Linked DNA regions of Homo sapiens: all the other regions are linked to region 2. The links are chromatin loops, found by intact Hi-C in ENCODE. Cell type or tissue: GM12878. All regions are shown on one strand. Each heading gives the region's core, and the rest is flanking DNA. Links, peaks and the distances in the headings are about the cores only.

What was found. A loop is a pair of places that touch in the nucleus more often than their neighbours do. Peaks named below come from ENCODE experiments on the same cell type or tissue, not always from the same donor. Only the 100,000 strongest peaks of a DNase experiment are listed, where the experiment ranks them.
Region 1: a loop joins it to region 2, with 6 times the contacts of the local background. A loop is called at or near these places in 36 of 110 quality-filtered maps.
Region 3: it touches region 2 in a loop (9-fold over the local background); 87 of 110 quality-filtered maps call a loop at or near these places.
Region 4: it touches region 2 in a loop (7-fold over the local background); 17 of 110 quality-filtered maps call a loop at or near these places.
Region 5: a loop joins it to region 2, with 10 times the contacts of the local background. A loop is called at or near these places in 40 of 110 quality-filtered maps.

Annotation. Positions count from the first base shown.
Region 1 is chr7:142,600,769-142,607,390 of GRCh38, reverse strand. It overlaps TRB and TRBV17. Among named protein-coding and RNA genes, the nearest start is that of MIR11400, 130 kb to the right of the region's middle. In GM12878, for the core only: a CTCF peak has its summit at 3,349; no DNase peak of the experiment used is centred there.
Region 2 is chr7:142,780,445-142,786,120 of GRCh38, reverse strand. It overlaps TRB. Among named protein-coding and RNA genes, the nearest start is that of PRSS2, 12 kb to the right of the region's middle. In GM12878, for the core only: CTCF peaks have their summits at 1,771 and 2,641 (motif pointing right); a DNase peak (open chromatin) is centred at 2,750; H3K4me3 peaks cover 424 bases; H3K27ac peaks cover 308 bases.
Region 3 is chr7:142,629,497-142,636,118 of GRCh38, reverse strand. It overlaps TRB. Among named protein-coding and RNA genes, the nearest start is that of PRSS1, 120 kb to the left of the region's middle. RefSeq lists an enhancer at 3,272-3,566. In GM12878, for the core only: a CTCF peak has its summit at 3,415 (motif pointing left); a DNase peak (open chromatin) is centred at 3,418; H3K27me3 peaks cover 153 bases.
Region 4 is chr7:142,686,387-142,693,008 of GRCh38, reverse strand. It overlaps TRB. Among named protein-coding and RNA genes, the nearest start is that of PRSS1, 60 kb to the left of the region's middle. In GM12878, for the core only: a CTCF peak has its summit at 3,372 (motif pointing left); no DNase peak of the experiment used is centred there.
Region 5 is chr7:142,666,647-142,673,268 of GRCh38, reverse strand. It overlaps TRB, the pseudogene MTRNR2L6 and TRBV25-1. Among named protein-coding and RNA genes, the nearest start is that of PRSS1, 80 kb to the left of the region's middle. RefSeq lists silencers at 1,485-1,685, 5,858-6,152. In GM12878, for the core only: a CTCF peak has its summit at 3,767 (motif pointing left); no DNase peak of the experiment used is centred there.

The sequences.
Region 1 (6,622 bases), core at 675-5,674, 180 kb after region 2:
GAGAGGGAGTCTCACTCTGTCGCCCAGGCTGGAGTGCAGTAGCATGATCCTCAGCTCACTGCAAGCTCCGCCTCCTGGGTTAATGCCATTCTCCTGCCTCAGCCTCCCGAGTAGCTGGGACTACCGGCGCCCGCCGCTACGCCCGACTAATTTTTTGTATTTTTCAGTAGAGATGGGGTTTCACCATGTTAGCCAGGATGGTCTTGATTTCCCGCCTCGTGATCCGCCCGCCTCAGCCTCCCAAAGTGCTGGGATTACAGGCGTGAGCCACCGCACCCAGCCTTAAAATATATATATATTTTAATTTTTATTCTTTTTTGAAAATTTCTTATTTTTTTTTTAAATTTTTAGAGACAGGGTCTCATTCTGTTACCCAGGCTGGAGTTCGGTGGCATGACCATATCTCACTGCAGCCTCGAACTCCTGGGATCAAGCAACCCTCCTGCCTCAGTTTCCCGAGTAGCTAGAACTATAGGTGTCAGCCAGTGCACCCAGCCCTTTGCCATTCTTAATTCAACATGATGATAGTAGAGCAAATCGAATTAAATAAAATCCCTGATTACAAAAGCCAGCTCTACAATTGGCTTAGTGTTCATCCTGCACTTACCCTCCTTAAACTTCAATTTCTTTGTTAGTAAAACAGGGATAAATAACATAATTTTGGGTTGCTGGTATGGATGAAATGAAATACCATATGTGAAATATCTAGCATGGTACTTCACGTATAGCAATATCCTGCCTAGTTTTTTCTCCCTCTTAAAGCCCATACCACCTCTAATGAATATTATAATATGTTCTTCTAGGAGATTATTGAGCTGATTTAACATAACTGTTGTGATGATACACTACGTTTGCTTAGAAAGAAATTAAGGTCATTCTTGTAATTTTACTAGAAAAAAGTTATTGCTTCATTTCCAATCTTTGCCATGAAACATACAGTTGTGAGACATTGGACCAATTATTACTCTTTCTGAGCCTATAAAATTGGGGATAATAACACCTACACGAATAGTTCTCTTATTCACAATTAAGGGAACAAGTCCCATGTAGCATATGGTCACAGTATCAGCATATGTTGACCACATATGGTAATTTTGACATTTATGCTGATATTGTCTGGCACGGCTGGGTTGACTGAAGCAGAATGACATCTCTGGACAGATCTCTTTCCTCTTGGATGGAACAAGCAAGAGAAATGCACACTCGTTGTTTGTAGTAGATTTGGAAGGTATCGCACAGTATCTGGGGGTAATGACAGAATAACCAGTCATGGAGTTGCTTCTGTCAGTGGTCCAGTAAGAGCCAAACCGTGAAACTCAACAAAAAGCTGAAGCACAGCAATCCTAAATAATAACACCTCATAATATTAGGCCAAACCTATGTATATTAGCGTTTGAGTTTTAGGCACCACACTAGGGATTTTCATGAATTATCTTATTTAACCCAATACTATCAGGTAGGTATTATTATTATTATTATTATTATTATTATTATTGAGACAGAGTTTCACTCTTGTCATCCAGGATGGAGTGTAATGGTGCAATCTTGGCTCACCACAACCTCCGCTTCCCGAGTTCAAGAGATTCTCCTGTCTTAGCCTCCTGAGTAGCTGGGATTACAGGTATGTGCCACCACGCCCAGCTAATTTTGTATTTTTAGTCGAGACAGGGTTTCTCCATGTTGGTCAGGCTGGTCTCGAACTCCCAACCTGGGATGATCCACCCACCTCGGCCTCCCAAAATGCTGGGATTTACAGGCATGAGCCACTGTGCTCAGCCTCAGGTAGGTACTATTATCTTCATTTTAGAGGTGAGGAAGTGAGGCATAGAGAGGTTCACAGTCTTGCTCACGTTCACATAGCATTTGAGCAGAGGAGCCAGAATTGTGGTCTGCATTGTTTGATTCCAGAGCCTACACTTTTAACTATCACCTTCTAGTGACCCATGGCAGGCAGCATCACATACCTGGGTGGGCAGTGGACATTTGAACGTCTTCTTGCGGCATCCAGGATGAGACTTAACGCTGTGAACACAGATAGTTCCTTTGAGAGAAAGGTATTTCTTTAATCATGAGTAAGTAGGGGTCAAAGACTATACCTATCAGACAGAAGTCACATTGTCCAAGACATTAGGTGGAAGATCACTAATCTTGTTATATATTACGCATGTTGAAGGGACATTTTTATTACGTATGGAAAATATATAACTTTTTTATTATTTATGAAAATATATGTGAAACATATAAAACATGCCAAGGTGGACATGAAAGATGTTTCTATAATTCTGAGGATTTCCAAGGCAGTCAATAAAGATGCCTTCATTAAGGGAGTTATCACTGAATAGGGAAATATTTTAAGAGACCAAACAGAAGGCACAGGTTGGGAAAGAATCAAGTAAGAGAGACAGGAAGAAAATTTGGTTCAAATGATGGGCACTGGCGGAAGGGGAGAGAGAAAGGGGCTGGCCTTGTTATGAAAGCCCATCTGGGAAGAGCAGGAGCTCAAAAGCTCAGAGAACCTGGAAACATATAATTAAAGCATGAAAATAAAACAACAAATTACTCAGTAAACTGTAGAGTGTTAAATGAACATGAGGTATTTTTACAGCCAATGACATTGTTGGCAGGGTGCGCAGGAGACTAGAGAGAAGAGGGTGGATTTCTCCGGAAGGCCAATAAATGTATAACAATTCTTTTATCCTATTTCACTTTTATTACTTATTTTACCCCGTTGTCACTGGCATGTGGTGACATTTATGTATTAGTAGATGAATGAGGGAAAGTCAATGTCGCTTGGTTTTCTTCACAGAGAAAATAGGTCTGGAAATATCCTGGTAGGTTTATTAGCAGGTAGGAATTGGGAAACGTTGGAACACATTGAGAGGCAGTGGGTGCTGGGCAGACAGTGACAGAAGCACTACGAAGACCAAGCTGAGTTTTTAAGTTGAGGCTTCATACACCATATATCGCTAATACAAACTGTAAGTAGGGCTGAGATATATTTAAATAGTAAAATGACAAAAAGCAGACCAATGCTATAGCTTCGTGTTTATTTATTCTATAATTTAAAAAATCTATTTCATTAAACCGAAACAAAGAAATGAAGGTACTGCAACATTAATAAACAATTTACTTTCAACAGAGATGCTATCATTTGTGTCATTATCTACAATGACCGTATAGTTTAATGTTCAAATTGAGACACTTTTGTATGTGAAAGAGGATACTATTAATTATGACAGGACAACAAGACTAAACCGTGATTGCGTGGTAAATCATGACTGCGCGGTAAATAAATCATGAGGTCCCCTCCCCAGACTTTCTAACACGTTCCTTTACTGCCATCTAGCAGCAGTGGAGGGGATTGCAGGAAATGTATAATACTTTCACAAACCACATTTCAAATTAGCTTCAAAGTTATGGTATATAGGGGTGATCTATAATGTTCCTTGCAATCAGATAGTCTCTGGATCTGTGTTATCTGCATATGTAATTATGTTCATATTTTCCAGCTTGTAGTGATGTCTTCCATCGCAACCCTGATTGTCACATGTGTAAAATAGCTGTAGATAGATAAATAGATAAATATTATAAATACATATATTTATATATTATTTATATATAATAATATATAAACACATATATTTATATATTATTTATATATAATAATATATAAACACATATATTTATATATTATTTATATATAATAATATATAAACACATATATTTATATATTAATACTTATATATAAATATATATAAGTATTTGTATTTATATATAAATATATATTTATATATATATTTATATATAAATATATATTTATATATATATTTATATATAAATATATATTTATATATATATTTATATATAAATGTATAAAATACATTTATATATAAGTATTTATATATACTTATATAGAAAATGTATTTTTTATATTTGTATTAAAATTTACATAAAATATATTTGCATATATTTATATATCTCTTATGTGATATAAGTATATCAATAAATATATATTATTGATATAAATTTATATAAAATGTTATAAATTTTATGTTTTTATTAAATATAAATATATTTATGTTAAATGTATACATAAATATTCTAATATTTGTATAAATAAATAAATAGCAAGTCAAATAATCATATTTGTATCAGATCTTAGAGACTAAGTGGAGCAAGTCTCTAATTTTGAAGAGGAGGACACTGAGTCCCAGAGAAGTAAGAGCATTTGCCAAGATTTCACAGCTGAAGGGGAGTAAACAAAACCAGTTTTGGGATTAGAAAGCAATTTTTCTGACTCTAATTCCAGTGTCTGTGAGTCTAGGGCCTGCAAGAGAGAGAGAGGAACAGATGAGTGTTTGAAGTAACAGAATAAAACGTCGCGCTCCCCTGGGCAGCTGTGTGAGGAACTGAATGTGCTAGGACAGTCCCCGAGTGGGGATTTTAGTCAGTGTTTCTCTGGCATCCATCCCCTAAGAGGGTCGTGTTGCCGTCTGCCTTGCGGTTTGGTTTAGTCACTGACCTCCAGGGAAAGTTGGTCTTATTGAAGAGATGGATCTGCAGTAGTCAACAGGCTGTTCCATAAATGTACATGTCATTGCCTCTGCTGGGGTACGTTGGTGGGGGAAGAGTTTGCAGGAGAACTGTGTTTGAGATAAAATCAGTAGGAATGTTTTTGTGTTTTGGTAAGTAATATCAACCTCAGATAGCTGGTCTCTGAACTTGGAAATTGGTCTGGGGCCCTTCCTTCTAAACATGTGGATTCCTCCTGATCCACAGAATGTCTCATTTTGTATTTGGGTAGTTTCAGGAGCCCATTGTCCAGTGTGCCCATCATGACCATTTAAGACCTTAATTCATGGTCTTGTACTCTCCCGGTAGCAGCTGCAGCCACAACAATCAACTCGCTTCTTTCTTCTGGGGTAGGAAGATAAGGAAGAGGCTTTTTCAAATGTTTTCTTGGAGTTCAACTGGGAGAAGAGCAGCCAGAGGGTTTGCACCCTGGAGGGAACTGACTCAGCCATGCAGTGCCACCGCTACTGTAGAGATACACGGCTGAGTCCCTCGGCTCTGCGGGATGGATCTTCAGTGTGGAAGACGTTCCGTTAGGTCTTTCAGCTGTGAATCGTTCCTTGGGCATCCCTGAATCAACTGCAATGTTTTGGTACTGGAAGGAAATCAGCAACTTCATTTCTTGCCTCAGATTCTGTCGGTACCAGTGAACAAACATGTGACCAGAAGATGGATCGCACCTCAGAATCACCTCCTGTCCCATGTTGGTGACCTTGTGTCTGGGGGTCTGGCTGACTCCAGGCTCCGAGTGTCCTGTGGAAGAAGACGGAAGCCATAGAAGGTGAAGGGAAGCCCAAAGAAAACATCTTTTTTTTTTGAGATAGGGTCTCTCTGTGTTGCCCAGGCTGGAGTGAAATGTCGTGATCTCTGCTCACTGCAGCCTCTACCTCCCAGATTCAAGTGATCCTCCCACCTCAGCCTCCCAAGTAGCTGGGACTACAGGAGCACACTACCACGCCTGGCTAATTTTTGTATTTTTTGGTAGAGAAGGTGTTTCACCACGTTGACCAGGCTGGTCTCGAACTCTTGACCTCTGGTGATCTACTCACCTCAACCTCCCAAAAAGGTGGGATTACGGCTGTGAGCCACCACGCCCAGCCAAAAACATCTTTATGCAAATGTTTAAGTATACCTGGACCCACCTGCCGCCAAGAGACACAGGGTCACCCAGCAGAGGAGCCAGATATCCATGGTGAGGTCAGGCAGTGCAAGACACTCCCAGCGATGGGTTCTGATGTGCAGTAGCAAAGAGCAGTGAAAGTTCTGGGTTCCCTTGGCCGCATGATGTAGGATCTGGCCATGACATCATGTCCCCAGCAACACCCACAACCTCAGGGCACCTTCCATAGGAGATGGGGATCCTTGGTTCAAATATTTGGCCTCATCCTTATTTTGCTACATGGACGATGTTAAACAAGGCTCCAATCCCACTTGCAGGTGCTTAGGAAAGTTGAAGATTAAGGAAAACATAAGAGGAAGTGGAAAAGGAAAGAGAAGAAAGTGAGAATAAAAAAATGAAGAACAAAATTTTAAAGCACTACAGAAGATTTGCGATGTTATTAATCTTACGAAGTCCTTGGGGCAGAACTTCAGCACTAACAGAAATACTCAGGAGCAATGATACGTATTCCTAAAGTCCACCAACAAGAAATTTCGACTCTGAAATTCTGAACCTGTCCTAGAATATACCTGTTTAACCCATGCCTCAGGTGACACTGAGAAAAGTTGTCTCAGACCACATTTCACAATTTTTTCTTTTCTTTTCTTTTTTTTTTTTTTTTGAGATGGAGTCTCTCTCCATTGCCCAGGCTGGAGCACAGTGGTGCAGTCTCAGCTCACTGCAACCTCCGCCTCCAAGTTTCAAGCGATTCTCCTGCCTCAGCCTCCTGAGTAGCTGGGATTACAGGCTCCCGCCACCATGCCTGGCTAATTTTCATATCCAAAATTTTTTCAGTAGAGATTTTTAAAAGGCTAAACAACAACAACAAAAAACTTTCCCATTAAACTAGAATATTACACTTTAAATAGAATGAGAAGAATTTTCCTGGGA
Region 2 (5,676 bases), core at 1-5,000:
GGAGTGGAGGGTGGGTGACATCACCCCCCATTATGCAAGTTGGTGGTGGGGTATGGACCAGGCCGGGGGCTTCCTTCTCACCTCCAGGCACTGTCCTCAGGATGTTTTGAGCTCCTTAGAGCTGGATGTCTTTGTAAGGCTGTTTGGCGAAGGGGCTGGTCTTCTCCAGTACCCACCCCTCTCCAAGCTGTTGTCACGTTGGGGCATGTCCTTATAGAGAAGCCACAGCCCCCATCACTACCCTGGCCCTGCCCCGAGGCTGTGCGTCACTCGGAGGGTTTTAAGCTATGACTTAAAATCCAGAAAAAAAAAAAAAAAAGACAAACAACGACATAATGATGACACACTCGCATGGTAAAATATAAACAGAATCAAAATATACATAACAATCTGGGAAAAATATTCCTAGTTCTCACCATCAGGGCTAATCTCCTCAACATGTGGTGAACTCCTAAAAATCAATAGGAAAATAATCCAGCAGCCCAATAAAAATAGGTGAAGAGTAAATTGTTCAGAGAAAAATAAATCCAAATGGTACCTAACTATAAGGGAAAAAAAATCACAATAAGAAAAATAAAATTAAAAAAACTTCATCAAAATACACTTTTCACTAATTTGACTGACAAAATTGAATTATATGCCCATCAGTAAGGGACTGGATAAACTGTGATATGTTCACACAATGGAGTAATATTCAATGCTAAAAAAAGAATCAAAATATTTTATATTGCTATGGAAAATTCTCTAAGATACATTATTAACCCAGAAAAGAGAAAGTCTCAGAATAGCATAACTAGATGCCACCTTTGTCTAACAGAGGGGGGAAAAGAAGAATTATACTTTTGTATTTACTTGATTTTGTATACATTTTGTATACAGAAACACTGTAAAGATACAACAGAAACTGACAAGAGTGATGACCTATTAAGAATGAGTGGAGTAGGCCACGTGCGGTGGCTCACCCCTGTAATCTCAGCACTTTGGAAGGCCAAGGCAGGCAGATCACCTGAGGCCAGGAGTTCGAGACCAGCCTGACCAACACAGCAAAACCCCATCTTCACTGAAAGTACAAAAAAAAAAAAAAAAAAAAATTAGCTGGGCGTGGTGGCAGGTGACTATAATCCCAGCTACTTGAGAGGCTGCTGAGGTAGAAGAATCACTTGAACCCAGGAGGCGGAGGTTCCAGTGAGCCAAGATCACGCCACTGTACTCCAGCCTGGGCGACACGGTGAGACTCTATCAAAACAAAAAAAAAAAAAAAAAAAAAAAAAAAGAAAAGAAAGAATGGGTGGAGTAGACAGAAACAGAGCGGAAGTAAAAGTTACATTTCCCAGTGTCAACGTTACTGGGTTGTTTCCATTTTAGAGTCATATAGCTCTATTGTCTATTGAAAGTCAAACTTAAGTTAATTTTAAAAATCAAGAAAATTTGGCTTTAAATAAAATATGCTACTTTAAAAACCTACTTGTTTAATTTACAAAGTCATTTTTTTTGCCAAAGAAGTTTATGTGTGAAGTTATGTATGAAGTTATGTAGAATTTATGTAAGAAGTTGTTTCCTTGTCCTGAATTTGCTCAGTGAGGACTTAATCACTTGGACAACTGTGAAAAATGTAGATTTCTGAGTAGTCTTCATGACCTATTGAGTTAAAATCTCCAAGACTGAGTTTACTTATTTATTTATTTAAATAAACAAACAGAAAATTACCCTGGGCGTTTCTGTTACAATGCCAGGCTTGGGACCCACAGCTTGTCCCCAACTAGAACAGGGCAGAGGTAAGCCATGGTGAACATCAGAGGGTAGTCTAGGACTGCCATAAGTTTGGTGCCAGGGCATGGCCCTTAGAACTTAGGGAAGAAAGAAAAAGAGGATTTGGTATATTCACGGCATTAATAGTGATGGACCTCGCAACATGCTACCAAATGCCTGCATAAAAAGTTGATTGCAGCCAGGTGCAGTGGCTCACGCCTGTAATCTCAGCACTTTGGGAGGCCGAGGAGGGCGAATCATGAGGTCAGGAGTTCGAGACCATCCTGGCTAACACGGTGAAACCCTGTCTCTACTAAAAATACAAAAAAATTAGCCGGGCATGGTGGTGTGCGCCTGTAGTCCCAGCTACTCGGGAGGCTGAGGGAGGAGAATCGCTTGAACCCATGAGGTGGAGGTTGCAGTGAGCCGAGATTGAGTCACTGCACTCCAGCCTGGGCGACAGAGTGAGACTCTGTCAAAAAAAAAAAAAAAAAAAAGTTGATTGCTTTCATCCATTGGATTGTGTCAAAGCCTCTTGCCAGTACCTTTCCTAATTGAAATATTCAGTTTATTTTGATCTATTTCTGCATGTTTTCCTGCCTTACTCACCTCGTTTACTTATCAATAATTCATCCTCTAAGTTAGTGTCTTTTAATCACCTAGTGGGGGCCCTCATCCCTACTGGCCTTATAAATAATAATGCCACTCTGTCTTGGCATCATGGTTTTTTAGAATTCCGATGGAGTTTGTCCCAGTTTTGCCTCTCTGGACGGTATGCCCAAGCTCATATGCAGCGTTTTTTCCATAAAAGCTAGGAAGACCAGTTAGGCAGGTATCAGGTTGGGGTCATGCATCCATGTGGGCAGCAGGGGGCAGCCTTTCCTTATTTTTTTAGACCTAAGTAACTGCAATCTGAGCTCGGCCACTTGAGGGGGCGAGAAGAATGCGCAGCTCGTGGTGGGGCGAGGACGCGGAAGGGAGCAGGGTTACTCCTGCGCCTCTGTGTCGGGGGCGGGTGGGAGACCGGGAGACACGCAAAGAGCATTTCACGTGTGCAATTCTTGAAAGCTTTCCAGCATGTTCATTTCAACCTAAATTCCTTGTTCTCAGTTGAGGAACTGAAACCCCAAGAGGCTAAAATGAGTTGCCCAATGACAGAGAAGCACCGCGCCCCCAAGACTCCTTAAATTCAGGAGATGCCGCCACATCCTGCCCTTCCGTGAAACCGACCTCCTGTGGCCAGACTGCCGGGCTCCCAGCAGCCCCGTAGCGTGGCTAAACCTCTTAAACTCTGTCTCTTTATCTGTAAGCTAGGAGCAATAATAATACCTACCTCATGGGGTTGTGAGAATTGCATGCGATAGTGCGTGTCGGGGTTAATCATGGTGCCAGAAGAGTCAGTAAAAATGTTAGTGACTGAAGCCGGGCGCGGTGGCTCACGTCTGTAATCCCAGCACTTTGGGAGGCGGACGCGGGTGGATCACCTGAGGTCAGGAGTTCGAGACCAGCCTGGCTAACATGGTGAAACCCTGTCTCTACTAAAAATACAAAAAATTAGCCGGGCGTGGTGGCGCTTGCCTGTAATCCCAGCTACTTGGGAGGCTGAGGCAGGAGAATAGCTTGAACCCGGGAGGCGGAGGTTGCAGTGAGCCGAGATCGCACCATTGCACTCCAGCCTGGCGACAGAGAGAGACTCTGTCTCAAAAACAAAACAAAAACAAAAACAAACAAAAAATAGTGACTTGTTTTCAGAGAGATATCGTAACTGCCCAATAGGTTCACCTTGCCTGCTGTATAGACAGAACCGATTTATCAAGACAGGGGAATTGACATAGAGAAAGAGTAATTCACCCAGAGCAGACTGTGTGGGAGACTGGAGTTTTACTATTACTCAAATCAAATCTTGCCGTCTCCCCGGGAATTCGAGGATCCGAGTTTTAGAGGATAATTTGGTGGGCGGAGGGGAAAGCAGTGAGTCGGGAGTGCTGATCCGTTGGGTTGGAGATGAAACCCCAGCTGCTTTCTTGTGCTGAGTCGGTTCCTGAGTGGGGGCCACAAGATCAGATGAACTAGTTTATCGATCTGCGTTGTGCCAGCTGATGCATCAAGTGCAGGGTCTTTAAAATATCTCAAGCACTGATCTTAGGTTTTACAATAGTGACGTTATCCCCAGGAGCAATTTGGGGAGGTTTGGAATCTTGCAGACTCCAGCTACGTGACTCCTAAACCATAATTTCTAATCTTTTGGCAAATTTGTTAGTCCTATAAGACAGTCTAGTCTCCAGGCAAAAAGGAGGTTTGTTTTGGGCAAGGACTGTTACCGTCTTTGTTTCAAACTAGAAACTAAGTTCTTCCCAAAGTTAGTTCAGCCTATGCTGGGGAAGGAATAAGGACAGCTTGGAGGTTAAAAGCAAGATGGAGGCCAGGCGCGGTTGTTCACGCCCATAATCCCAGTACTTTGGTAGGCAGAGGCAGGTGGATCATGAGGTCAGGAGTTTGAGACCAGCCCGGCCAACATGGTGAAACCCCGCCTCTACTAAAATACAAAAAATTAGCCAGGCATGGTGGTGTGCACCTGTAGTTCCAGCTACTGGGGAGGCTGAGGCAGGGGAATCACTTGAACCTGGGAGGTGGAGGTAGCAGTGAGCCAAGATCGAGCCACTGCACTCCAGCCTGGCAACAGATTGAGACTCCGGCTCCAAAAAAAAAAAAAAAAAACAAAACCAAAAACAAAAAAAACCGCAAGATAGAGTTGGTTGGGTCAGATCTGTTTCACTGTCTCAGTTACAATTTTGCAATGGCGGTTTCAATACTGGCCTAAGGATGTCATTACCGTATCCAATCTCAAGTTTTCAGCGGGCATCAGAAGACCTGGAAGATATGTTAAAATGCAGGTTGCTGTCTGGGTGTGGTGGCTCACGCCTGTAATCCCAGCACCTTGGGAGGCAAAGGGGCAGGCGATCACTTTAGCCTAGGAGTTTGAGACCAGCCTGAGCGACATATGAGGTTGCCATCTCTACAAATAATAATAATATTAGCTGGGTTTGTGGTGTGCGCCTGTGGTCCTAGCTACTTGGGAGGCTGAGGTGGGAGGATCACTTGAGCTTGGGAGGTCAAGGCTGCAGTGAGCAGTGATCATGCCATTGCACTTCAGCCTGGGCAACAGAGCAAGACCCTATCTCAAATAAAAAAATATGCTGTTTGTTGGGCCCTGTCCCAGGAGATCTGACTCGGTGGGTGTGGGGTAGGGCCTAGCTTTTGTGTTTCTCCTAAATTCCCAGGAGATTTTGGTGTTGCTGGCTTAGGGACCACTCTTTGAGAATCATTCTTCTGGAAGGGTCTTTCTTTTCTCAGCACATTTCCCTCCACTCCATGTTTATTCCTCCACTCACTGGGTGCTTATTACATCCCAGGCTTTGCTTAATCACTGGAGATATCAGGATATGTAAGACAAGATGTACCCGCTTGAGGAGCACACAGTTGATTGCCAGGATGGACGCATCTATTGCACCTGAGCACCTGAGCAGGACTAGGACAGAGGCAAGCGGAGACAGGAGGAGGATGGCTGCCTCAGACCCGAGGGAGGGCCAGCAGAGCCAGACCCAAGGGAGGTGGGGACAAGGAAGAATCAGGAAGACTTTTCTGAAAAGGGTGAAGGGGAGGTTAGGAACGGCTTCCAGTCTGAGAGTGCCATAGTGTCCAGAGACAGAGGCAGGAGGCGCATGGCTTGTTGGATGGGCCACCAGGGCTTCTGAGCAGGGGAGGGGACAGGGGAGGAGAGCAGTGAAGAGGCATGAGACTGGGAGTGGGGGCAAGGGTGGTGCCAGGAGAACCCTACATTTCCCCAGGGAGCTTGAATTCTAGTTTGATCACTGTGGGAGGGTAGGGAGCAATGCCATAACCAGGAGCTCTCTGAGAGCAGTCGTC
Region 3 (6,622 bases), core at 824-5,823, 150 kb after region 2:
GGATTGCTGGGTCAAATGGTATTTCTGGTTCTAGATCCTTGAGAAATCTCCACACTGTCTTCCACAATGGTTGAACTAATTTACACTCTATTTACTTTTTTAACTTGTCAGTTTGCTTCTTCCCCTCCCTTCCATCTCAGGTAAGGAATCATACAACTCGGTCTTTACAAATAGTAGCTTTTGACACACTTATAAAATCACATAGCAGCTGCTTTACATTAAGTAAGTATTTATTTATTTATTTATTTATTTATTTATTTATTTATTTATTTATTTTTGAGACGGATCTTGCTCTGTCTCCCAGGCTGGAGTGCAGTGGCATGATCTCAGCCCACTGCAGCCTTTGTCTCCCGGGTTCAAGCAGTCTCCTGCCTCAGCCTCCTGAGTAGCTGGGATTACAGGCCCCCACCACCGCACCTGGCTAATTTTTGTATTTTTAGTAGAGACAGGCTTTCACCATGTCACTGGCTGGTCTTTAATTCCTGACCTCAAGTGATCTGCCCACCTCAGCCTCCCAAACTGTTGGGATTACAGGCATGAGCCACTGTGCCCGGCTACATTAAATAATGAAATGTTGAACTATACAGAACAATATTTATGACAAATATGCAATGCATATATAGAAGCAATAAAATGAATACCTTTGCCTGAACCAATCAGCTTAAGAGTTAGATTATTGCTGAAAATTTCTCAGTCCATGTTACTCTTTTAGATTTCCTCATTGTTTCTCCGTCATGCCCAGGTAGGTGTAATCTGAAGTTTAAATTTGTCATTCACTAGCTTGGCATTATAGTCTTTAGCATTTACACAAGAATCTGTAAATTATGTAGTATTTAATTTTGTGTGTCTTTGAAATGTATCTAAGAGGAATCAGCTAGTTTATATATTTTCTACAATGTTATTTTTTCATTCAACATTAGGTCTGTGATAATACGTTGACACACAATCTAGACAATTTACTTTCGCTGCCATCTAGTATTACATTATATTCATTGGCTAGAATTTATTCATTCTTGAATTAATGCACACTAATTTTTCCCTGGGTGTTTGTGCTGCTACAAACAGTATTGTATTCTCGAACATGTCTCTGCTTTTCTAGGTGCAAGATTGTTGCCATACCTGGCAATGTAAAGACTGAGTTTTCAAGTCAACATGTCAACTTTACATAACATAACAAAATGCTTTCCAAAGTGATTAAGCCAAATAAGTGATCCCACCAACAGCTCATGAGTGTGTTCAGATGTTCCACATCTAGGACTACACTTGCTATTTAATATACCTTTAATTTTGCCAGTCTAGTATGTTAATATTATCTCATGGTGCAATATAGTTTTTGTTTGCTTCTTTCTGGTTGCTAAGGAGGTTGAATATATTTGATATATTATAGGCCACCAGTGTTGCCTGTAAACTGCCCTTTGTCCATATTTCTTTTTGGTTGATTAGCTATTATTTATTTGTAACAGTTTTTTCTAGACTCTGGATACCCAACCTTTGTCAGCTATGTGTGTTGCTAATATCTTTCCAATTTGTGGTGTATGTCTTTATTCTGTTTGTGCTACTTTTTGTTGGGTTTCTTTAGTAGAATGCATTATTCTTTTATTTGGGGTAAACATGTTTTTTAATTCTTTGTTAAAAAAAATCTTCCATAGCCCAAGTTCATGAAGATATAATCCTTATTATTTACCAAAACTCCTAACATTTTGAATTTTGCATTTAAGCATTTAATTCACTTGTGATTTATTTTGACATATATTGTGAAGTAAGGTTTAAATTCATCTTTCCTTGTATGGATAACCACCTGTTCCAGAATAACTTGTATATTACATCATTCCTCCGTATATCTTCAATAACACCTCTATTATATATGAAATTCCTGTATATTCATGGGCCTATTTTTCATTTTCTGTTTTCCATTTGCCTATTTAATCACGCTTCTTTCATTATCCTAAATGATAACATAATTTGATAATTGGTAGAGCAATTCACATCACTTTTTGTACTTCTTAAATATTGCTTATTTTTGTTCTTTTTCACTTAGTTGTAGATTATTTGACAAATTTCATAAAGTAAATCTTTTGTAGTTTGATTACTGTGGTATTGAATATATAGATAATACTGCAGAAATTGAAACAACCTTACTATTGGATTCACTTTTTCATGATCATGTTGTATATCTTTACTTATTTCAAACTTTTTTTTTTTGAGACGGAGTTTCTTTCTGTCGCCCAGCCGCCTGGAGTGCAATGGTGCAATCTCAGCTCACTGCAACCTCCGCCTCCCGGGTTCCAGCAATTCTCCTGCCTTAGGCTTCTGAGTAGCTGGGATTACAGGCACCCACCACCATGTCCAGCTAATTTTTTGTGTTTTTAGCAGAGACAGGGTTTCACCATGTTGGCCAGGCTGGTCTTGAACTCCTGACCTCAGGTGATCCAGCCACCTCGGCCTCCCAAAGTGCTGGGATTACAGGTGTGAGCCACCGCGCCCGGCTTATTTCAAACTTTTAAAATAATTCCCTTAAATGTATTTATTTAGAGACAGAGGCTAGCTCTGTCGCCCAGGCTGGAGTGCAGTGGCATGATCTCGGTTCACTGCAAGCTCCGCCTTCTGGGTTCAAGCCATTCTCCTGCCTCAGCTTCCGGACTAGCTGGGACTACAGGCGTGCACCACCATGCCTGGCTAATTTTTTTGTACGTTTAGTAGAGATGGGTTTCACCCTATTGGCCAGGCTGGTCTTGAACTCCTGACCTCATGATCTGCCCGCCTCGGCCTCCCAAAGTGCTGAGATTACAAGCGTGAGCCACTGAGCGCGGCCCTGATTCCCCTAAAATTTTAATAGTTTTCTGCATGATAGTCTTGCTAATCTAATAGATTTGTTCTTAGGTGTTTATTTTCTATTTTATATCATTATTTGTAAATTGTCTCTCGTTAAAAAACATAACTGCTTGTAGTATGTGAAAATAAAATAATGTTTTATATTTATGTTAAATTCAGTAAACTTACTACATTTTGTTATTGATAATGCATTGCTTCTTTAGACCCTTTTGAATCTCTATAAATAAACTTGTCGTGCGCCAATACTTATTTTTCTTTCCTTTCTCATTTTCAACTTTTTCCCCTTGTTTCACTGGTTGCAAATTCAGCACAATGTTGAATAGAAATCACGGTATTATTCATTTATATATTTATCAACTGTGTAGAAATCACACAACTACAGGTGCCAGATATGGGTAAACGCTAAGGGTTATTACAAAATGTTAAGATTAGATCCTGCCATTTTAAAGACCAATTGGCCTCCCAGGATATCTGCAATTTTTTTGGTCAGTCAGTACCTAAACATCTCATCTGAAATATCCGGTGAAGCTGTGAGTCCCCACTTGATGAGCGGCAGATATTTTATAGAAAGATCCACATCACCCTCTAGTGGTCAAAGGAGCGAATTCATCCAATGCCCGCGGAGCTCTGCCTCGGCCTGCCTGAGTCGGGAGTGGCCCGCCCGGCAGCGAGGCAGCAAAAAGGCATTCCAGGTATCAGAGCGAAATTAAGAAAAAAGCAGCACTTGATGTGCTACCTGCCACATACTCCACAGCATTGTTACTAGCAATTACTTACACAATTATTCAGCCATTAGTCTAATGCCGATGGTGGTTTATCAGTGCATTTTGCCTCCCTCAACCTTTTATAGTCCCCCAAGGCAGGTGTGCTCCCTAAACCGCTATCCTATGCTCTCTGATCTTTTCATTGTAAACTGTATATCAAGGGATTGGAGGCACTTTCATTCTTCCAGTGATGCTAAATGTCCCAAAGGTGTGCTTCTTATCCAGATCCATTTTCTGAGTCCATGACTTGTACATCCAACTGCTCTCTGCATATTCCTGGTTAGATTACTGTCCCTAAGGCACTCCCAATCTCAAAGTAAATCTTGATCTTCTTCCCACTTGGTCCTTCTTATTTGTCTGTGTGTAGCAGTCTCTCTTAATCACCACCCACCACCCCCTGCATATTGCTGCTCATGTCTAATCAATTGCCAAGTCCTTTGATTTACTTCCTTTTAAATGTCTCATTTTCCCCATATTTCTAACACCATCATCATTATCTGAGCTAAACTACTGCTTGCCTGAGCTAAGTTTTTCCTCCGCATCAACTCTGTTCACACTGCTGGAGGGTGGCAGCATAAGCCTCCCAACCCTCTGCCCAAAATATGCCACTTTGGCATAAGGAATATTTTGAGCTAGAGGCATTAAAGACAATAGCAAGTATAAGAGGAGTACTCTGACCCTTCCCCTTTTCTTCTTGAAAAATGGAATAAGCTTCCCATATAAAAGATGTCTTATCTATACCAGGAAAAAAGAATATTCTTAACATCCAAGATAGAATGGGATGATGTTGAGGCCAAGGAATCTGTAACAAAAAAAGCTTGTTAAACTAATCCTCACCTTCCTAGTCACTTTGCCATTCAACCAGCAACCCTAGCCTAAGCCCCTTTACTTTTTCACCTTTCCACAATGTATGACCCTTTGCCCAATTCAATATATGAATGTTCAACTCTAACTGCACATTCAGTTCTTCCTTTAATTATGGGGGCTTTCATGTGATGTAAAACTTGTATTAAATACATGTGTATGCTTTCCTTCCTGTTAATCTTCCATTCTCAGGACCAGCCGAAAAACTGCAAGAGGGTAGAGGTAACATTTTGCCTTCCCTGCATGGTCCATTATTTCTTCACTTTGTGACCAGGGTGATTAAATACACAGATACACACACAGCCACGAATCTGATTACTAAAGAAGTCAAATGTTGAAAACCTCAGTGTCTCCTATTAAGCTTTATGTTGGATTCTGTATCATTTACCTTGACCAGTAAGGTTCTGAGTGGTCTGGTGCCTTCCTGCCTTCTTCAATTTTGCCCTGTACTCAACCACCTCCTCCCCCTGCTCCTGTCACTCTGCTGACTTCTTTCCTGTCATTAAACACACTAATTTCTTTCCTGATTAAAACATTTTGCACTGGTTCTTTAATCTTTCTTAAATGCCCTTGAATTCATTATCCCTCGTCCCACTTAATTAACTCTAGCTCATCTTGATGTAAGGTATTTAGGAATAATATTTAAAATTTCTTCCTATACCTTTTATTAAAAGGAGGATAACAATTAAATATGCAATATCAGGGGCTTCAGACTCTCCAGGGAGTATTTCATCAATAATTACTTTCAAGAAATTAGACATAGTTCATTTTTTAGGATAAAAGAGTCTTAACTGGTTTTCAAAAATGGCACCAGATAGGAGATTACAGATAAAAGACACTCACATATTTATGGGTAGTTAAAATTGACTACTGGTCAGTTAATAGGAGTCACACTGCTTTCCACATTCCAGAATGGAAAAACAGCAGCAGAGGTATGAAGTTGAGAAGTAGCTTATCAAATATTCATCTTTGGACACCTGAGATGGTGCATGTACTATAGCAAATGGGTTGAGACTCTGGGAAACCAGTTCGAGAGATTATTTTTGACATTAAGAATGGGGATATCCAAGGATATAGAGGAATTAGACGACCCTAGCTCCCTTGAAACCTCTGAAATTCTTCCCATGGCTTCTCCATTACTGGGAAAAACAGTGCCTCCGTGTGTGTGTGTGTGTGTGTGTGTATGTGTGTGTGTGTGTGTGTGTTGGGGAGGAGGATGTAAGAGTCTGTCTCTTACCTCACCCATCACTGCCTCTGAAAGGTGAACTTGATTTTAAATACAACAAAGCACAGAGAGTAGAATATAAAATCAGAACAAAAAGTTCAACACTTCAAAAAGAATTGCTAATCAAAAATTTATGTCATTCAAAATTTACAGGAAATGTGATAGGATTTTATTTTGTTGGTACTTGTCCAAGGAAGACAGAACACAAATATGGACTGAATGCTGTTCAATGCTGTTGTCTCGTTTCCTAAGGTAATATAGGTAGGCAGTAGGCTGTGTCCTTGACAGTCAGCTGGTTTGGGAATGTCAGGTCTGAACCCAGCAGCGTTCCATGCTAAATGTCACCGAAACACTACACTCCTCAGCTTAACGTAGACGGAAATAGTGACTGCGTGAAATAGGAATGTAACCACTGTCTCCCTGTTTCATGCCAGAGCCTTAAAAGCTCTTGTCTTTTCCATGCCGTTAGTGAAGCAGTGGAATATTTTATAAGTATTTTACTAGCTCTGTTCTCCAGGCTGAAAACGCTAACAGAGTAAAAGGCTACAACTAAAGTGGGTCCTGAGATCAGTGGCAATGGCACAGTCTGAGGTGACTGAACCCAGGTGGGGTATTTAACCACCAGCAACACACGGTCATAGCGGAGACGAAAAGCAGCAGCGTGTTCACTGCAGAATTGGCTCCCATCTTGTTCCAGTCAGTTCCACCTTGGTCAGGGGCCAGGTGTCATCTCCACGCTTTCACGTTCACCCTTATTGTCTAAACCCCTGTTCTGTGTTGCAAAGGGTTGACAAGGGTCCAGGTCTGTTGGGTGGTAGGTTGTCCGCTGTGATTAATTCAGCAGCCGATATCTATATGAGGATGGTAGCAGTTAAGCCACTGCTATTTCACTCCTGGTTTTGACTATAAAATGCCCTTGATCCTTTTCTTGTAAGAA
Region 4 (6,622 bases), core at 1,030-6,029, 94 kb after region 2:
GATGAGCAAGGAATAGTTCTTGTCCCTGAGCACTGGATAAAGGATTATTTCCCAGTTACATCAAAGAACTCATTATAGAAGAAACACAACCTATCATTAGTTACCAAAGTTTGTTGTCAGGCTGCACGTACAAAAGACTATCCAGAAGGCTGCCCAAAATTGTCTTATTTGTGCTACAGAGAATCCAAAGACAGAACCACCTCCAGCAGGCAAAGGGGTCTAAACCTGAGGAACAGAAACAAGACAAGATTGTCAAATAGACTTTGTAGTTATGCCAGGAGCTGGAGGAAACTATAAATACCTGTCGGTACTTATAGACACCTTCACTAGATGGGTCAAGGTCTTTCCATGTCAAACAAAAAATGCATCTGAGGTAACTCAAGCTTTATTAAAAGACATAATTCCTTTGGATTGTCATTTTCAATTCAAAGTGACAACAGAGATATCAGACTTACCTAAGACATTTATGGAGCTCTTAGGATACAGGGGAAATTAAGCACCTCTTAGAGGCTCCAGTCTATTAGAAAGACTGAAAAGATAAACAATATCTTAAAAAAAGTACTTGCCAAAATGTGTCAAAAACCCAATTTAACATAGGATAAGATCTTGCCACTTGCCCTGCTTAGAGTAAGAATGACCCCTAAAAGTAAGCACCAGTTTAGCCCCTACAAAATTCTATGTGGGACAACCCTTCTTAAGACTAAATACTGTTTTAATATTGAAAATGATCATGATGGGTAAATGCATTAGATGCTATAAAATGTGTACAGTCTCTGGGTATAACTTTTTCTGCTATACATAATTACGCTTCTAGCTGTTTTAATGTTTCCTATAGATGTTCCTTTACATTGTCTAAGTCTAGGAAACTAAGTACAACTTAAGACCTAGAAAAACCGCTACCCTGAAGACCAACTACAGTTCAAACAGATTAGGTCCTTATGAAGTTCCTTTAGTGATCCATTCAGCAATAAAGTTAAAAGTGTTGAGGCCCTAAATTCATCATTCATGGGTAAAAGTTATTCCCATTTTCAGAAGATTCCTCTTGGCCCCTGTAAAATTCCCAAACAGGTCATGCCCTTCACAGATAAGAAAAGCCAAAGGACCAGACTGACCGTCTACCAGATGGCTGTGGAGGCCCACAACCAGCTTTTCCACCCAGGAACTCACTTGGAAACCCCTAACCTTTTTTTAAGTTACTTTTTAAAAAACCCAATAAGGCCAAAAGGGCTCCTAACTCTCCAGATAAGTGGAAATCCATTTCTGTCTCTAAAACCAGCCTCCATCTGATGGAACTGTGAGGGCAGAAACAGGAGACAATTAAAGGAGACAGCTTGCCCAAGATATTGGGCGAGGCCTGTATTAATGCAACTTAATTTTTGCCTTGTTGTCATATATACTATTCTATGCTATTGAATTAATCATCTCTACCTCCTTGATTTAACCTCAAAAATATTATTTGGGACCTTATAGCCCTTCCTTGGGTAGAGTTTATTTTTTTCTGATGCTTTTTTTTCTATCAGCCAAATATCTCCTCTCAGGGAAACAAAATGATTTCCTCTGTTAAAAATGCCCACAATTTTCCTCTATTACATCCTTTTGCTTGCCTTACCTCAACATAAAAGGATAATTTCTTTCCTTCTTTTTTTTTTTTCTTTTTCAGACAGAGTCTCACTCTGTCGTGCATGCTGCAATGCAGTGGCATGATCTCGCTCACTGCAACCTCTGCCTCCTGAGTTCAAGTGAATACATCTGGCTAAATTTTGTATTTTTAGTAGAGACAGGGTTTTACCATGTTGGCCAGGCTGGTCTCAAACTCCTGACCTCAAGTGATCCACCCACCTCAGCCTCCCAAAGTGCTGGGATTACAGGAATGAGCCACCATGACTGGCCAAAAAGATAATTTCTTGATAAAAATGTCCCAATCCCTACCTACCTCACAAAATCTATCTAAATGTTAGAGATGTCATCAAAAACCCTCCTCTGCACTTGATCACACTGATCTGCTGCTTATCTCTGTGACCAACTTCTCTAAAGTGCCTAATATTCTGGTGACCTATGATAAAAAACCCACAGGTATAACCTGTAGGGTCAGATTTGCTGGGGGAGGATCATTAGTTCCCTGTTTTCCATTAACATCCCCTGCAAAGACACTTATGTTAACAGCTTTAAAACTGAGGATAAAGGGGCCCATGCCCACAGAAGCCAGACACTGGCTAACGCAGAAACGAAAATCATCTCTTTACTTAACACACCTATTTTCCACTTCCTGTTTTCTATCCTCTGGTCCAGGAGATATACACTGATGTGTCCTCAAACTGTAGATCTACATGATTACATCAAGAGTTAAATAAAAAGAACCTAGTATGCCTTCAAGGACTGCCCTCTTCCCTACCAATTTGTAAGTTAGATAACTCCTTCTAGACTCCTCTATACTCTGACTCCTACTTTGACCAAGTCCTAAGTAAAATTCCTGAAACTGAGAACTTAGATGTTAACATATCTGGTATTTTTTTTTTTTTTTTTTTGAGATGGAGTCTTGCTCTGTCATCCAGGCTGGAGTGCAGTGGCGCGATCTCAGCTTACTGCAAGCTCCACCTCCCGGGTTCACGCCATTCTCCTGCCTCAGCCTCCCGAGTGGCTAGGACTACAGGTGTCCGCCACCATGCCTGGCTAATTCTTTGTATTTTTAGTGGAGATGGGGTTTCACCGTGTTGGCCAGGATGGTCCCAATCCCCTGACCTCATAATCTGCCCGCCTCGGCCTCCCAAAATGCTGGGATTACAGGCATGAGCCACCGCGCCCGGCAACATATCTGGTATTCTATGCGCCTCCTCAGGATATGTCTTTGTCTATGAAACAAACGACCAGCCCTCGGACTATGAATGCCTTGACAGCTGATGCCCCAAAGACATCTGTTTACTAGGGTACTTAGTCACTCCTTTCTCTGTCTGTGGCATTAGTGATGCTGGGCATTAGACTAACACCATAAAACTGTTCACCTTGGCCAAAAGATCTATGCTAAACCTCCTCCCAGTTAAATATTTACCAGGTGGCCCACCAGATGGTGTAGGATATTTCTTTAGACAAACTCTGTTGCCATGGTGGGGAGTTGCTTCTTATAAACATATGATTAAAAACCTTTCCATTGCCCTGAAAAAGCTTGCCAAGGAGACCACAATGGCCATGGTGGCTCAATAGAGAGAGCCAGGTGCTTTGGCTAAAGTAATAATAGATAATAAAATTACTCTAGATTATATACTGGCTAAACAAAGAGGTGTTTATGCTTTAATATGTCATGCTGTGTTTACATTAATACTTCTAAAAAAGTTGAGACCCACCCAAATAATAGACCAAAAGCCACTCGACGCCATCTAGTGTTCTCTAAAAAACCTGGATATAATATGTAAACAGCGTGTTTTCATTAGGAATAAGATCTATTTTTTGAGGGTCTACTTAAACTCAAAATTATATTTCTGTATGTGTTAAGATTTCTCTTCCTTCTCTCAAGGTCTCTACCTGCTGTCTATTTTTTAAATTGATTGTTAAATCAATTCCCCCTGCTCATGAAATAGTTATTAAATATCGAATTCCCTGACCCACCTGTTTGACCTCAACTCAGGACCTATGAATATTTGCAATTATTTATGAAACAATTTCATTCCTCAAACCCAGACCTATGTCCCTTGTCAACAAAAAGTAGCTAGAGTGGTAGACACTCTATTTTTTCAAGATTGAGAACTAAAGTAAACAAAAAGGGAGGGATTTGTAACTGCAGGATCAGCCCAAACTGGGTCTGTTATGTGGATAACAAAATATGAGTTAGCTTGTAGGTACGACAGAGCCAAAAGCTTTGACCTCAAATAACACCTGGAACGAACGATTCCTCCCTTCGGAACCAAGAAGACAGGAAGATGCTTGGAATCTGGAGGCTGAAACTCTTTCAGAAGCAAGGGGTTCATTGGCTGGAAAGATCTGGGCTCAAATCTGCCTCAACCTACTTTACCATAAATGGTTAAATCTGAAACCCTCCAATCAGACCCTATCAACCCAGTATCACTAAATCCTTGCTCTCAGTCCCTTAAAACTTGTCCAAGACCCCGAATCAGGAAGACAGATTTGAGCCGGCTTATTTCTCCTTGCTGACCAGTTTTGCAGTAAAACCTTTTCTTTTCTCAAAAGCTGGTGCCATGCTTATTGGCTTCTGAGCATATCAGACAACAAACCCATTTACTTGATTGCACTACCACAAGGTTAGTGGCTAACAAAGAAAGCTCTGGAGAGAGAGTGCCTAAGTTTAAATATGGGTTCTGCTACTTAAGCTCATTTTACGCAAGTAAGTTAACTGTGAATGCTTCAGTTTTACTCTCTGTAAGTTGTACTAATAAAAGTATGAACCTTGTGGATTTGCTGTGAAGATTACATGAATTAATGTGTTAAGAAGTTACAACTGCACAGTGTATAGTTATCACTCACTCAGGCTCAACTTTCAGAATGGTCAGCTAGTAGTAGCACTCTTACTGCTACCGCCATTAGTTATTATTGAGTCTTATTCTTGGCTAGGGATTGTGTCAGGCAATTTACATACATTTTCTCAACTAAATAAAACCTCTCAGAGCCAGGTATGACTATTTCCATTTTATAGGCTAGGAAACTACCTTTAGAGAGGTTAAGTAACATGGCAAAACTAGACGGTGACCAGATCAGTCCAGTTCTAAAATATGTACTTTCAACTATTAATAATAAATTTTTCAAATATTCTATACCTTGCATTTTTTTCTTTTTAAAGTTTGGCTGGAGACTTCTTCAGAAATTATTTTCATTTTACTCTAATTCCCAAAACTAAAACCACACTTAGCATGCTACCCTCAATGGCCTGAAATTCAAAATATCTTTTATTACCAGGTATCATTGACTAGCTCTGTTTATTTTTTTCTGAAAACCTTGAGCATGCTTATAACAAGTGGCTTACTCAAACCCAGTTCTTTTATCTCAGAATTGGTGGATCTCTTTTCATGAGCAGCTTCTGTAAAATCCTTTCTTTGTCTTCTTCTAGGTTCTATCCTTTGGTTGTCCTACTTCTTATTTCTAACTGACTTCCTTCAGCATTTAGTATATCTTGAATGATTACAAACAGTTCATTATCATGCTGAATCATCCTTGAAACTTCATTGGTATCTTCTTAGAAGAATGATGATATAATCAATGTGCAAAAATCACAAGCATTCTTATACACCAATAATGGACAGAGAGCCAAATCATGAGTGAACTCCCATTCACAATTGCTTCAAAGAGAATAAAATACCTAGGAATCCAACTTACAAGGGACGTTGAAGGACCTCTTCAAGGAGAACTACCAAACACTGCTCAATGAAATAAAGGAGGACACAAACAAATGGAAGAACATTCCATGCTCATGGATAGGAAGAATCAATATCGTGAAAATGGCCATACTGCCCAAGGTAATTTATAGATTCAATGCCATCCCTATCAAGCTACCAATGACTTTCTTCACAGAATTTGAAAAAACTACTTTAAGGTTCATATGGAACCAAAAAAGAGCCCGCATTGCCAAGTTAATCCTAAGCCAAAAGAACAAAGCTGGAGGCATCACACTACCTGACTTCAAACTATACCACAAGGCTACAGTAACCAAAACAGCATGGTACTGGTACCAAAACAGAGATATAGACCAATGGAACAGAACAGAGCCCTCAGAAATAATACCACACATCTACAACTATCTGATCTTTGATACTGTCAATGGAAGAATGAGGAGGTTCAAATTTGGAAGGGAGAGCTTTATTTCTCATAAAGGGTTGCAGCCTGCAGTGTGGCCATTCTGACAGGCTGGGAAGCACAGCCTCTGGCCAGAAGCCAGAAACACACATCTAGGGAGAGGCAAAGGGAAAAGAAATACATGCTGAGTGGAATGGCCAAATACAGATATTCAATAAGCTATAGGAGGAGTCATGAATATTAATAAAGGGAAAAACATATACATCCACAATTGAGTTTCCTGCCCCTTCATGGGATTCCTGTAAAAAAAAACTGGCCATGTTAGCATGATCTGGGGGTGGAGTTTTCAGCTCTCTGACATCAAAAGGTGAAGCAAAGGACACCAAAAGCCTCACTACACGTCCTCCATAGACTGGCCAGAAACACTGTTTGGTTGGTGGCCTTTTACCAGGCAAAAAGGAGGGACAGCATCAGACTTTCTGTTGCTTTTAGTGCTAGAGTCTTTTCAAAGGGCTGGTTTGTGTTTAGCCTTTAGGGAAGCAAACCTCATCATGGCTCTAAGGGAGAGGTATAATAAGGTGTGTCTGATCCCTCCATCCTGTCCTGGCCAAGAACTCAACATTCAAGGTTACTCTGGGGTGCCCTTGTCCCAGAGATGGTCCTTTCAGTCAGTTGGTGGGTATAGGATTTTATTTTTAGCTTATAATATAATTCTGAAGAATTATGTCTTCATAAATACATTTCTGTTTTGAATAAATACTTCATCCAACTGAACACATTTTTGTTTTAGCAATTTCTCTTCCTATTGGCTACTAGTCTGCTTCCAATGGAGGGAATAATTTTAGGGGATGTAATTCTTGGAGTGATCCTGTAGTTAAATATGTAA
Region 5 (6,622 bases), core at 899-5,898, 110 kb after region 2:
CAGATGGGTAAGAGAACATGGACTATAGAAAATGGTCAGAAGTTCAGGATTGCCAGGATGAAAAATAGCTAGGATAAGGTGTTCAAGATAAGCTAATTTCTGGAGTCCAGATCACAAAATACCATTAAGCCAGGTGAAGAAATTTAAATTTTATCTTGAATATGAGGGAGAAGCATGGAGAAATGGTGAAGGGATCCAGTAGCATGATCATATTTGTCTACAGTTATCCCTCAGTGTCTTGGTGAATTGGTTCCAAGACCTCCCAAGGATAACAAAATCTACAAATGCCCAAGTCCCTGATAAAAAATGGTTTAGTATTTACATATAATCTATGCATATACTCCCATATACTTTAAGTCATCTGTAAATAATTCATAGTACCAAATACAATGCAATGTTATGTAAATAGTTGTTATACTGTATTGTTTAGAATAGTGACAACGAAAAAAGTCTGTATGTGTTCAGTATAGACACGATTTTTGAAAAAAATATTTTTGATCTGTGGTTGGTTGAATCCAGGGATGTGGAACTCATGAATACAGAGGGCCAACTCTCTGATGCATATCACTTTTGCAAGAAGGCCAGAAGGGTAAGGCACGAGGCTAAGAGTTCAGTAAGGAGGGTTGTTAATCTTCTAGGTGTTTGCTAAGGACACCTGACCATTGGAGATGAGCCTCCCAAGATGATGGTGTCTCCAAAAGAGGATATGCTATTGGGAGGATGATGAACTCTGTTGGGGACAAGCTGAGTTGAGGAGCCTATGAAATATAGAGGTGGAAATATCTAGTAGGCAGCTAGAGAATAAGTTTGAAACTAATGAGACATATGCTTCAAGAAATAGATTGGATGATATTGTCTAAGATGTATGTATAGGTTAAGAGGAAAAGAACAAAAAGTCCAGAAATAAGGTCAAAATAAGGAAAATGAGAATAGAAAGAGCCTACAAAGAAGAGTGAGGAATGGCTAGTATCGTAGAAAACAAACAGAAAAGAAGAATGAACAAGAAATGACTTTTATAATAAAATATGTATGATGTTTTCTAGATTCTTTTCTAACATATTAAAGCTACTTTTTAAGGAGGCAAAACCAGGACAGAGACTCTGTGACTTTACTTTTTGGTAACCTCAAAACAGAGATTTCACATCTGAGCTCAGCACCCAGGGCCCCACAGCAGTCTATACTTCTGTGAAAAATAAATCTATTCAGGGTCCCAGGTCTGATCTCATGTGGATAGAGAACACTTCCCTGAGATTCAGCATATCCAAGACAGAAGAATCACCTAGCCGTGGGATAGTCTTCCAATGCTAAGGGTAGTCTCCAAAGAGATTTAGGGCTGAATCCAGGGACATTGTTAAAGACTATTCTTTGCCAAAGTTGGAGCCTTTTCTTTTCCTTAGGCCTCATGCAGATATAGCTAAAATTACATTTATTTAGAGGGATATTAGTGAAAATAATCATTAATCACTTATTTCAAGTGAAAATAAAATTTTATTCTAAGTTCAAAGTCATAGATTGAGGAACTGAAGCCGTCAGGTGCAGGACTGGGGTCAGGAAAGGGCAGGGACTTTGTGTGGCTGTGTATGAAGGAACAAGTTTAACATGAGGAAGAAACCATGAACCAGAGATAAAGACAGCCTGTGTAGAAAGTCAAAGGATCCTTTTCCTGTTTCTTAGCTGACAAAGACTTTCTTCAGCTAGCCATAAGGTAACTGTCAAATATTATCGCATTTATCTTGAAGGATAAAATTTGTGCAAGCTCAATTGAACAACAACAACTAGATGCAAGGAAAAAGTCAGCTAGGATGACTGTGGGGCTGGGTCATTTCTCAGCTTGTTAGAGACTGAGCCAGAGATAGTCTTTAGTCCAGACTGTTACTTAAAGCACACTGGTCCCTCAAGGCTGAGGAGTCTGGGAAGATTTGTAGGGGTTTCTGTAGTTTAAGATGAGGTTTCTGGAGGCAAGATGTCCTCACATTAGAGGCGACCCTTTCTGTGCGGAGTGTCGGTATCCATGTAGCACTGTGTATTCACTGCTGGCACAGAGGTACTGAGAGGTATGTGAGGGCCTGGCAGACTCCAGGGTCAGGGGAAAATGCTCCGTCCTTATTCTGGAGACTGTTGACTCAGAGGAAAGATCTCCCTTCTCTGTGGAATTAACTCCATAGGAATAGTGGATGAGGTGTAGTTCCATTCCTGGATCTTGTTGATACCAGTACATTTTGTCATGGCCCATGGTTTGAGAACATTCCAGAGTGATCTTCTTTCCTGTCCCTATAACAAGGTATCTTGGGGTCTGGTAGATGTCAGCTTCCATGAGGCCTATGGGAAGAGACAAAAATTGGTAACAGAGTTCACGATGGACTTTGATGCTGAGCCAGGCACAAACCCAACACAGAGGAATTATTCCTTCTAGATTTTGGAATGAACTGTGTCTATGACTTACCTGCCCCCAGAAAATAAAAGCCCACGTAGCAGAGGAGCCTGATAGTCATGGCACAGTTGGGGCTAGAGAGGATGTCTCCCAGTAGTGGGGAAGCAGGATGGGCTCTTGATAATGTCATTGTGTGTGTGTGATGACACAGCCCCTGCAAACTTCCTGGGTCCCACAGCCATCCTGTTGAAACAGTTTCATCTATATCCTTTTAACCCATCAAATGAGTAATATTTTTGTTGACTTCCCTCATCCAAAGTAGGCTTGATGCTTTGCTTATCTTAACTCAAGTCTTTAATATTCTTACAAAACATTCCATTGCAACTGTTTTGTAAGCTATGAACATAAAAACTACATAGCTTTGAGTGCCTGTAATAGCAAGATTTTACCTAATTAAAAAGGTTGGGAAAGGAAGTGGCATTTGAGTTGGGTTCTGAAGGATGAACAGGAATGAACTCTGCAAACCCAAGAGAGAAGAACATGCAGAAGAGGGAACCAGTGAACAGCGTGGCTTGATCAGACAAGGAGCAGGAGAACTTGTGAGCATTAAACGGGGCAATCTATTTATATAGACACATGTAAAGAGCTTGGAGCAGTAACTGGAATTCACTGAGTCCTCAGAATGGTGTTATTATTGTGTGATAATAACTTTCTCAGTCTCATTTTTCACTGACTTGGTGTTCAGGCTTTATCAGCTTTATCAACTTAGCCTTTGCCTAGGATGATTTTAGTCCATCTGCCTTTAATTGCACTATCAATCATGACAGAACAGAAAATATAATCCAATACATGCTTTGGTAATACTGCTACAAATGGTTTGGGTGCTGCTGCAGTAAACAATGTCTAAACCAAGTGCCATTCTCCCTCCGCCCTTTCCCCCATTTCTTCTTAACAGAAAAGTCTTTGGTTTTGATTGTGAGATACAAAGATTAATCCCAGAATTTCTCCCAGTGTTGTCCACTTCCTTTGCCCTAGTTCACTAAGATCTACAGTTGGTATTTACTAAAATTTTTGTTCACATGATGCTGACATAGGCTTTGGGTTTTTACTATTATATCTCTACTATTTGAACACCATGTCTTCAAGTCTGTATGTATTTACATGTAACACATGTGGGCCCCTGCTTACTCTTCCTCTGTCATGTGTCACGAAGGAATATAACAGTTTTGATTTACCAAACCCTGAAATACTCTTGTCCTATCAGGGGCTCCTTTAAGACAAAAGTAACCATTAAAATCATTAATGAGATTTGGCCTTAGACTTTACTATGAAATCTGGTCTTAATAGTAAGTGCTGAGAACAGAAAAAATAAATTGAATTTTACTGCCCCCTGCTGAAAAAAAGGTGTTAGAGGTTTGGGGAGATTCTGACAAATGTTAAAGAAACAGGAAAACGGGAGGCTCCCAGTTGTTCTCAGTGTGAGATGACTGAAGGATGAGTGATGAGTTGATGAAAGTCTTCAGCAGTGACTGGATGTAAAATCTATACCTCACAGTAGAAGCAACTAAAGAAAGGAAAGAAAAGAAGTGCTCAACCTGGGCTTGGAAGTAGATATGAGAGAGTCTCAGGTCCTAGTCAAATGAAGGGGTACTCGAAGGCAGAGGTAACTACCCACTCCTTGCTGCCCAGTGCAGGAATAACTCACACATAGCTTGTCTTTTATTGATGAAAACACTTTCCCCAAAGACTACCTTTCTTGTTTAGTTAGGGAAGTCCTCTGGAGAAGGTGCTGGGAATTGCTAAGTGTGAATAATTACAGAGACAGACATTATTATATATAATTTTTGTATATATCTCTACACATTTTTGTTCTAGTAAAACCCCCTTTCTCAATGGAGGTTTCTTGATTTTCAGGATTTTGTAGTCCTTCCAGTGTCCATGAAGTTTGCATAGGGAAGAGATACCAAGAAAGACAAGAGACAAAATGCAATCTTAATATTCAGCCAGGAGGGAAAGATCTGGAACCAGAATGTGGCAATGCTAAATTAAGACTTCATATTATGGCAAAGGACTCACCTGTCTTCAGGCGAGGCAGAAGGGAGAAAGGCTGAGGGTTCTGGTTTCCCAAACAGTGATAAACATCTCCTAGCTCAGGGCTCTGCACCACATGGAAGTAGGATTACCTCTGAGGTTTCATTTCCCATTGCCAAGAATAGCCTGTACCATCACGGTTCCTGTTTTCACAGAATAGAGTTTGATTCCAGAGAATCACGGACACTGACTATAGGGCATGTGTGTTGAGCTTTTATGCAGTGTCTTATGTCAGAATCCCACAGCAAGGGCTTTTTATGAGCTTCAGCACCATGTTCTCAACCCAGTGGTCCCTCGGTATTCATGGGGGATTAGTTTAAATCCACTGATGCTTAAATCTCTTATATAAAATGGCACAGTATTTGCATATAACCTAGGCACATCCTCCTGTATACTTTAAATCAACTCTAGATTACTTATAATAGCTAATACAATGTAAATGCCATGCAAATAGTTGGTATACCTCAGTGTTTTAGATTTTGTATTTTTTTTGTTGTGTTGTTATTTTGTAATTTTTAAAATATATTTTTCATCTGAGGTTGACTAAATCTGCAAATGAGGACCCCATTGATACAGAGTGCCAACTGTGTACTCTACCAGCATTCGGAAGTTCCAAAGGCCCTCAAATACAGCATGCATAATTCATTCCCCTCCTTCCTTCTAACTCTGCTTCTTTGCCTGTAATACTAAAACTAGGACTCCAGGCATAAACTTAACTTATTAAATATTCTAATTAGACTCAAATATATGAGTATATAAATTTGTGTTAACAATTAAAACAACAAATATTTCATATATTTTCATATATTTGCATCCTCCTTTGCATGTCTTCTTTCTCAGAACTCAGATTCCATTAAGAAAAACAGCTTTGATTTCCCCGAACGTTCTCCCATGTATGTTTGGGATTATGTCACTTCACCCTAGTTCTCAATCAATTATGTATTACCATCAGATATTAATATCAGATAATAATTGTTACATAAGTCTCTATACATTTTTTGTCCAGTAAAACTCCCTCTCTCATTTCCAGCCTTCTCTTAACCAAACATATTTTCTTTGTTTTAAAAAGACTTATAGATGGGAGGTGTGGAGGACTTAAATACACATGTACCAGACCTGGCTTGCTCCGGTCTGAACTCAGACCACGTAGGACTTTAATCATTGAACAAATGAACCCTTGATAGCAGCTACACCATTAGGATGTCCTGATCCAACATCGAGGTCGTAAACCCTATTGTCAATATGGACTCTAGAATAGGATTGCGCTGTTATCCCTAGGGTAACTTGTTCCGTTGATCAAATTATTGGGTCAATATATGTATAGTAATTCGCTTAAACTTGTTTAGTCTTAGCATAGGTTGCTCGGAGGTTAAATTATGCTCCGAGGTCACCCCAACCAAAATATTTAATGCAGGGACAGTAGTTTAAGGCCTGTGGGCTTATCTGAGCTTTGTTTGCATTAATAAATTAAAGCTCCATAGGATCTTCTCATCTTATTTATTCATGTTCGCCTCTTCACAGGCAGGTCAGTTTCACTGGTTGGAAGTAAGAGACAGCTGAACCCTCGTGGGGTCATTCATACAAGTCCCTATTTAAGGAACAAGTGATTATGCTACCTTTGCATGGTCAGGGTACTGTGGCCGTTGAACATATGTCACTGGCAGGTGGTGCCTCTAATACTAATAATGCTAGAGGTGATGTTTTTGGTAAACAGGCAGGGTAAAATTTGCCGAGTTCCTTTTAATTTTTTTTAACCTTTCCTTAGAGCATGCCTGTGTTGGATTAACAGTATCGGTAATAATAAATTTGTTGAGTTGTTTATTAATATTAGGCTGTTAATTTGTCAGTGGGTTATTCTGGTCTGATGTAGGCTTAAGCAGTGGAGAATATTTCATGTTACTTATATTAATATTATTGCATCTATAAAGTAATAGATTAGTCCAATGTGGTGTTAGGAGTTCAGTGGTGTGATTAGAATTTAGAGTGGTTGGATGTTGAGCTTGAACGCTTTCTTAATTGATGGCTGCTTTCGGGCCAACTATGGGGATAATGTTTTTTACTCTCTACATGAAGGTTGTTTCCTAATGTCTAAAGAGCTGTCCCTCTTTAGACTAACAGTTAAATTTACAGGGGGATTAAGTGGCTCTGTAGGTAAATTTA